Regions from separate parts of the Homo sapiens genome. Here region 2 is linked to region 1. A link is a loop called in an ENCODE intact Hi-C map of the cell type or tissue named here. Cell type or tissue: Caco-2. All regions are shown on one strand. Links, peaks and the distances in the headings refer to the core of each region. The heading gives the core; the rest is flanking DNA.

What was found. A loop is a pair of places that touch in the nucleus more often than their neighbours do. Peaks named below come from ENCODE experiments on the same cell type or tissue, not always from the same donor. Only the 100,000 strongest peaks of a DNase experiment are listed, where the experiment ranks them.
Region 2: it touches region 1 in a loop (2.4-fold over the local background); 2 of 110 quality-filtered maps call a loop at or near these places.

What each region holds. Positions count from the first base shown.
Region 1 is chr12:64,272,002-64,276,400 of GRCh38, forward strand. C12orf56 (chromosome 12 open reading frame 56) reads right to left here. Exons shown (of 13, transcript NM_001170633.2): 10 at 3,297-3,371; 11 at 2,900-2,974. Among named protein-coding and RNA genes, the nearest start is that of KICS2, 52 kb to the left of the region's middle. In Caco-2, for the core only: a CTCF peak has its summit at 1,969 (motif pointing right); no DNase peak of the experiment used is centred there.
Region 2 is chr12:64,321,444-64,325,842 of GRCh38, forward strand. The region is part of intron 3 of C12orf56 (chromosome 12 open reading frame 56); the gene reads right to left. Among named protein-coding and RNA genes, the nearest start is that of C12orf56, 67 kb to the right of the region's middle. In Caco-2, for the core only: no CTCF peak of the experiment used is centred there; DNase peaks (open chromatin) are centred at 2,208 and 2,588.

The DNA of each region.
Region 1 (4,399 bases), core at 268-4,267:
CAGACTAGCCTCATACTCAACCCAATTCCTTTGGTGAACCAACTTTAGAGGCTGGTAAAGAAACTTCCTTTTAGCCAGAGTACAGTGGCACATGCCTGTATTCCCAGCTACTTAGGAGGCTGAGGCAGGAGGACTGCTTGAGCCCAGGAGTTTGAGACCAGCCTGGGAAACATAGCAAGACCCCATCTCATTTTTAAAAATTTTTTAAAATAAATAAATGCGGCCAGGCACGGTGGCTCACAGCTGTAATCCCAGCACTTTAGGAGGCCGAAGTGGGAGGATCTCCTGAGGTCAGGAGTTTGAGACCAGCGTGGCTAACATGGTGAAACCCTGTCTCTACTAAAAATACAAAAATTAGCCAGTCGTGGTGGCAGGTGCCTGTAATCCCAGCTACTTGGGAGACTGAGGTAGGAGGATCACTTGAACCCAGGAGGTGGAGGTTGCAGTGAGCCGAGATCGCACCACTGCACTCCAGCCTGGGTGACAAAGGGAGACTCTGTCTCAAATAAATAAATAAATAAATAAATAAATACCATGCAGGAAGGCTTACATGGGAAATGAAAGTAAAAAAATAAAAATAAAAAAATAAATAAATAAAAAGAAACTTTCCTGTTACGTGGAGTCTGTAAAACCCAGATTTCCACACATCAGTCCATGTAATAGGGTCTGCAGCCACCACACAGAAAACAAAGGGGTCTTGCATCTTGCACATATGAGCTTCCATTGCTGTGAATGACTATAACTTTCAAACATTCTGTGAAATGGTCTGAGATTGGTTGGGGCCTGTGTGCTACTGAGGAAGACAAGTTCATGGGCTCAACTTCTGTAGAAGGCAGCTGGCTGTTCTACTGACAAATGTACCCTCTGGCCCCAGCCAGCTTTGTGTAAACATATGTCATAGGGATCTGACAAGACAGTCTAGATCCCATAGAACAGACCCAACATCACTCTAGAGAAACAGCAGGGGACCACTGATGGTCCAACAGATGCGTGTCCATATATGGAAAGAGAACAGGCCGGGCACAGTGGCTCATGCCTGTAATAGCAATTTGGGAGGCCAAGGTGGATGATCACCTGAGGTCAGGAGTTCCAGACCAGCCTGGGCAACATGGCGAAACCCCGTCTGTACTAAAAAATACAAAATTTAGCCGGGTATGGTGGCAGGTGCCTGTAATCCCAGCTACTTGGGAGGCTGAGGCAGGAGAATTGCTTGAATCTGGGAGGTGGAGGTTGCAGTGAGCTGAGATCGCAGAACTACTGCACTCCAGCCTGGGCAACAGAGCAAGACTCTGTCTCAAAAAAAAAAAAAAAAAAAAAAGAACATATTACCTCGTGTCCATCAGCAATGGAAATTTAGTTTAGATTACTCTTTTGAAGAGATTTCCAATTAAGTGTTTGTTGACTGAATGCATAAGTTTGAGGAGGTGGGAAGAGATTAAGGGATAAAGCCTCTACTACAATTAATTCAGCAGATATTTTACTGAACATTTATGGTGTGCCTAGCACAACAGACATAGCTTCTACCCTCACGGCACTGGCAGTCTGTTGGAAGAGAAAGACATTGTATCAGTCGTGATGGACTAGATTATGCTGTGGTAACAAACCTCCCAAAATACCAGTGCTTTGCTTGAAACAGCAAAGGTTGATTACTCATTCACACTGCATGTCCCAGAGGGGTCTGCAGGGCTCTGCTCACTGTGGTTACTCTTGGCCATCTGCAGGCAGGGCAGCCACCTTGTGGGTGCTATGCCGAAGGAAAAGAGAATGCCAGGTGGCACATACTGGCTCTTAAAGCTTCTGCCCAGAAGTGACATAGGCCACTTCTGATCACATTTCATTAGCCAAAGCAGCCACAGAGACCGCCTCCACCCCACAATTTCACATGGAGAGGGAAGTGCAGTCCCACCATGTGCCCAGAAGGAGGCAGAGACAGAATATGAGTGGGCACTAATGGCTGTGACACGGCAGAAGCAAATAATAACACAAACAAATGCAAACTGCAACAGTGACGAGGCCTATAAAGCAGAGGAAGAGGACACCATGCCATGCACTGTTTGTGCCTCTAATGAGGGAATCTCCCCTGTCACGGGGGGCAGAGAAGCGTCCTCCACTGCCACACCCCAGGAAGGGGCCCTGAGGCCTGAGGGATGAGTAGAAGTTGACCAGGTGAAAAAGGGAGGGAAAGCATTTCCAATGGAGAGACAGATGCAACGGTACAGGTCCTGTGATGCAGCTGCAGGGAGGGGGGTGGTGGTGGGGAGAGGGATGGTGAGCAAGAGACCCACACAGCAGGGAGGCTGAGGGACCAGAGGAAGCTGTCGGCCATAGCACGCAGGGCCCTGTAGGCCATGTTAAGGAGTTTAGTCTTCATTCAGAAGGAAGAGTTATTGAGAGATTTGAAGCAAGGGATGACAATCAGATTTTTATTTCAAATGGATCCCTCAGCCTGTAATCTGGTGGGAAGACAGGGACAGACCATTGAGATGTGATTGTAGCATCAAGGAAAGAAATGGTGATAATAGGAACTAGGATGGTGTCTGTGGGACAGAGCACACAAATGATCCCAAGTGTTAGATTCATGCTCACTATTTAAGGTAAATGTTTATCTTTTTACCTAATTATACAGCTAATAATTTAATATTCTGTTTTCTACATGTATCTTAGAGTTTTTCATGAAATAACGTTCCCATTTAAGATATAATTTCAGTACCTTAAACATTCAGGTCCAAAATGTAAAAACGATTTATCAATTAAATAATAAACTGTCAAATTTACACTTTGCTTCTGGTTGATAAACTTGATTACATCACAGGGAAAATCTGTGTTTTATTAATTAAGCACAAGAGTATCTGTTTAATTAGGCTTGGGGGTGATTTCGTTTTGACTTCTAGATACTTACGATGGGAGGACAGCTTTGTAGAAAGGACATTATCCAGCTAATAGCAAACTTTGTGGATCCCAATCCGAGATTTCCCTAAAAGACTCAAGGAAATAAACAAGTTATATTCATAAAGTTCAAGTAGTATATAAAAGGATACTCATTCTTAAATACATTTTTATCCTGATTAATCGAATCCTTAAAATCAGTTTTGGAAAATAAACTAGATGAGCACTTAAGAGCAAAGTTCATATCATTGAAATCAACCAGTTTTGGAGACCATCTCAAGTACAAGCATTTTTGATATATTATTAATCATATAACATAATCACATAATATACATATATCATAATATATAATAGTCATGTAATTTATAGTTACATAAAATATGTAAAAATATAATTTTTAAAAATTGTACCTGCTGAAAGACCAGAAGTATCTCATATAAAAGTGCTGTAGCAGTATTTGTATACTCCAGAATAAGCTTCTGTAACTAGAATTTTCAAGAATAATCAATGCAATGTCATAAGCCAAGTCAGAAAACGATAATTTCCCATGGTTCCCTTTAGGTACTTATACAATAAACTTTCTCTTTTTTTTGAGACAAGGTCTCATGCTGCCACCCAGGTGGGAGTACAGTGCTGTGGTCATGGGTCTGTGCAGCCTCAAACTCCTGGGCACAAGCCATTCCTCTCACCTCTGCTTTCTGTGTAGCTGGGACTACAGGTGCAAGCTACCATGCTGGCTAATCTTATTTTTTTAATTTTTTGTAGAGATGAGGTCTCACTATATTGCCCAGGCTGGTCTCAAATTCCTGAGCCCAACCCATCCTTTCACCTCAGTCTCCCCAGTAGCTAGGACTACAGGTATGTGCCACCATGCCCAGGTAATTTTTGATTTTTTATTTTTGTAGAGACAGGGTCTCGCTTGTTGCCCAGGCTGGTATGGAACTCTTGGCCTCAAGTGATTCTCCCACCTCTGCCTCCTGAGTAGCTGGGATTCAGATGCAAGCCATTATCCCTGGCTGGCCCACAGAATACTAAGACAAAAAATTGCATATTTGATTTGCAAAATCAATCAGATCAACAACCCTACTTCCTTTCAAGAATGTAGAAATACACACCCCCCCCCGCGAGTTGAGGTGAGAGATTCTCTGGGGAATTTAGGCTTATTCCCAAATTAAACTAAGATTCCTTCTGTGGGATGGATAAATAGAGGGTTTAGAGATACTTCATTCCTCTCAAGAATTCCAAACTCCTCTTTACAATTACTATCCCTTTTCTTCATTTATTTACTCAACAAATATGCATCAGACACCATGCTAGGTGTTGGGGACGCAAGGGAGAACAACACAGACATGAGACCTGCCCTCATGGAACATACAATCTAGTTGGGGAACAAACATCAAGTGATCAAATACACAAATGCCTAATTATAAACTGAGACAAGGGCTATGAAAGAAATGTACAGGAAGTTAAGGGAGCTCTATAAAGGAGGACTAGTCTCATTTGGTGGTCAAGG
Region 2 (4,399 bases), core at 95-4,094, 49 kb after region 1:
GGGTTACAGGCATGAGCCACTGTTCCCAGCTTGAAATCTCTCTTTTATTTTTACAAACTTAAAAATTTTTTGTAGAGATGGGGTCTCACTATGTTGCCAGGGCTGGTCTCAAACTCCTGGGTTCAAGCAATCCACCTGTCTCCGCCTCCCAAAGTGCTGGGATTACAGGTGTGAGCCACTGCACCCTGCCCCAGCCTACAATTTCTTAAGTGGAATGTTTAACTCATTTATTTTTTTAAACTCTCTTATTTCTTGGTGAATACAGTAAAAGCTGTAAATACAGCTTTAGAGCAGACCTCTAAAGTCTGCTTTAGCTCAGTTGCATGCACTTTGGTATGTATTGGCATTAAGTTCTAAGTATCTTTTAATTTCCTTTATTATTTTCAGCAGTTTGATCATGATGTGTTTGGATGTGGAATTTTTTTGAGTTTATCTTTTTGGGGGTTCACTGAGATTCTTGAACCTGTAAGTGTATATCTTTTACCAAATTTGGAGAATTTTCTGTCATTATTCCTCCAAATACTTTTTCTTTTCATTAATTTTTTTTTACATTTATTTAATTTATTATTATTATTATTATTTTTAGAGACAGAGTCTCACTATGTTACCCATGCTGGTTTTGAACTCCTGGGCTCAAGCGATCCTCTAGCCTAGGCCTCCCAAAGTGCTAGGATTACAGGCATGAGCCATTGTGCCTGGCTATTTTTCTGCACTATACTTTTTCTCCTCTCCTTCTAAGACTCTGAAGACATGAATACTAGATCTTTTTATACTGCCACACAGTACCCTGAGATTCTGTTTGTCTTTTCCTTCAATCTTTATTCTCTTTTGTTCGGACTAGATAATTTCTATTCATCTATCTTCAAATTCAGTGACTTTCCTCTGTCATCTCCATTCCAGCTATTGAGCCATTCAGTGAATTTTTAAAATTTCAGTTATTATAGTATGTTTTTCATTCTAAACTTTCCATTTGGTCCCTTTTTTATGTCTTCTATTTCTTGCTGAGACTTTCTGTCTTTCCATTTGCTTCAAAGGGGTTCATACTTACTTCTTAGAGCATGGTTATAACAGTTGCCTTAAAGTCTTTGGTTGAGCCAGGCATGGTGGCTCATGCCTGTAATCCCAGCACTTTGGGAGGCCGAGGTGGAAGGATCACTTGAGGCCCAGGAGTTCAAGACCAACCTGGCCAATATAGCGAGGCCCCATTTCTGATAACAACATCCTTCTTGTGGCCTGCAGCTTCTCATCATTAGGCCCAAAACATGGCACCTAGGAGGTGTTTCAAATCTCTGTACATGATAACATCCTTTAGTCCTCTACTTAGTGTTTTCTATCCCACCCTGCCTTTTGTTTAGGCTTCTAACTCAAATGTTTAATTATGGAGATGACAGTGCTAAAAAACTATGGGACAGTAGACCCAGCTCCCTCTTCACCCTCCTTTTTTTGGAAACTACTCCTCTCCTCTACAAACAGAGCACACAGAAGCTGCCATGTTTTTAAAGACCCTGATTTGTCGGCTGTGGTGAATATTTTTCAGCAGTGTGTCATTTATTCAAGCTGGGCAATCAGAGACTTTCTTCAGGATTTAAAAATTCAATACAAGTAAGTGTGTGAGTTAGCCTTTGTCTGGTGGTGGAAGCTGTAAAATGTGAATTTAAGACAGTCAGTGACTCGTGTGCTGCCCCATGGAGGATGTGGTGTTCAGGGAGAGAAGATGCAATTGACACACAAACATCAGAGAAGGAGACAGGGACTGAGTCCTGGGACACTCAAGCCCCCAGTTCCAGCTGTGTCTAAATTCCGTTCTTACCATTCCTACGTTCCCAGGATTCCATTTCTAAGCTTTACTGAGTTTGCTCACCATTGTATTCATACATTTAAAATAGAACACAGAGCCCAGCAATTCGAATATGCCAGATTAGACTGACAGAGAGATCTCTGTCTGTATCTATATCTTTATATATTTCCATTTCTAAATATATCTGTTGAATGAATACTGAATTTCATGAGTTGACGCAGTAATTCCAATAAATTCCCTTTTTAAACCTAAAATGCATTTCTGTCACTTTTAACAGAGTTTTAACCTCCACAGTAACCTAAAACAACTACTGCAAACATTTCCTTTTTTTTTTTTTGCCAAGACAGGGTCTTACTCTGTCACCCAGGCTGGAATGCAGTGGTGTGAGTAGCTTGGACTAGAGGGACATGCCACAAGCCCAGCTAATTTTTGCTTTTTTGTTTGTTTGTTTAAGAGATGGGGTTTCACCATGTTGCCCAGGCCGGTCTTAAACTCCTGGGCTCAAACAATCTACCCACCTTGGCCTCCCAAAGTGCTGGTATTACAGGCGTGAGCCATCATGCCCAGCTGCAAACATTAACTAAAAACCTCTTTTATTTTTCTAAATTGGAGGAAAACAATGGAACTCTCAAAGTATCCCAGAAATGTGGGGAATTACATGCTGAAATGAAGACTTGACTATGGGAGCATGTGGATGCCTATTCCTAGAACTGCCCCTCCTTCAATCCTTCCAATTACAAAGACCATGTTAAGAATTTCACTCAGTGCCCTGCTACAAGGCAGAGCCCTCCCCGCAGAAGCTCATAAGTCACATTCTTCAGGGCAATAATGGAAATACATAAACTCTGTCCAAACATGGTTTATTATTACATGGATTTAGAGCAAATCACACTCCCACAAGCCAATATTATGCAAGCCAGGCTAGGTTGTAAAGAATATGATTATTCATTCAACAAATATTAAGCACCTAGTATGTACCAAGCACTGGGCCAACACTAGAAATATATCAGTGCACAAGAATATCTAGGTCCCAGCTCTCATGGAGCTTGCATTCTAGTGGGAAGACAGACAATAAGCAATGAACATGTAGTTATAACTTACAAAAGTGCAATTGAAATCAACAAAGCAGTCTGATAAAGAAAACTTGTGTGTGTTTGTTGACGGGTGGCATACTTCAAACTAGGTGATCAAGCAAGAACTCTCTGGGATGAGGACATTTAAGCTAAGATCTGAAGGATGAGAAAGAGTGAGCCATGTGAAAAGCAATGTTAAGAGGGGTAAGAAGTTCAAAGGTCTGAGCTGGAAAGAGTTTGCAGTGCTCCAACTATTGAGATGAACAAGAGAAGTAAGAGGTGAAGCTGGAGCGGTAGGCAACGGCCAGTTCTTGCTGGGATGTCTAGACGTGGTAAAAGGTTTATCTGCTGTGCAATGGAATACCACTGAAAGGTTTTAAGCAAGAAAGGGACATTTGGAAAGTATCATTTTGGCTTTAAGGTGGATAATGGATTCAGGCAGAGGCAGACAGGTACTGAGAATGGAGGTGGAGAGTGTAGTAGAGGTGTTGCAGAAGTGATGAGAGGTGATAGTGGAGTTTTGGCAGTGGAGATAGAAGTTGATGGGTGAGTTAGAGACATATTATGAACTCAGGAGTTCCAATAATCCAGGGGAAGATTGATGTCATTGTAGATTATTTAGGCCAGCAATTCTCAAACCTTGGTAGCTAGCTAACAGAATCATCTAGGTAGCTACCAAAAACAGACAACTGAACACTGTCCCTAAAGCTGAGGATTCCATAGCCTGGAGTAGAGCCTAGGAGTCTGTACTCTCCACGAGCCCTTGGGAGATTCTTATACATGACCAAGATTGAAATAAACATGGACTTTTGCCATTATTCCAGGTCAGCTTTATTTCCACACCCCAGAAGATCTAGGCTAAGTCCTCACATTGCCCAGTCAGCATGTGTTAAGAGTGTAGACTAATCTCAAAGCAGTAACACCACATTAAGCAGCAGCAGTGGAGCTGGGCATGCCTGTAATCCCAGCTACCTAGGAGGTCGAGGCTTTAGTGAGCCATAATCACACCACTGTACTTGGCCCAGGCAGCAGAGCAAGACCCTGTCTAAAAAAAAAAAAAGAAGAAGAAGAAGAAGAAAAGAAGCAGCAGCAATGAGTGTCCCAGATTCTAACTTTCTGATAAGTAAATTCAAGCCCCTACAGTCTATTTAACTTTACACCGAAGGACTACTGGGGGAAAATGAGATCTCATATTCAATTGACTTCTCTAAAAGTGTGTGGTTTTATCTTTTTGTAAAAGGCAGAATAGTACACATACATGAATCTTTGATAATCTAGGTCCTTCTGAGCTTCGGGATTATCTTCATTAATATAGTGTGGAACTGAAATTGATGAGTTGGCCTGAAACAGCAGGCTCCCAAAGGCAGAAGCCAAAAGAAGGGGAGACTTGAGTACCCCACCTCCCTAGCATCTCCAATAGTCTTCCCCTGAGTGAGCCACCACAAATAAATATCTATGCCACATAAAAACAATGTATCTGTGCCTGCTAAGGAAAAAAGAGTTTCAATCTACCCCACATAAACATACA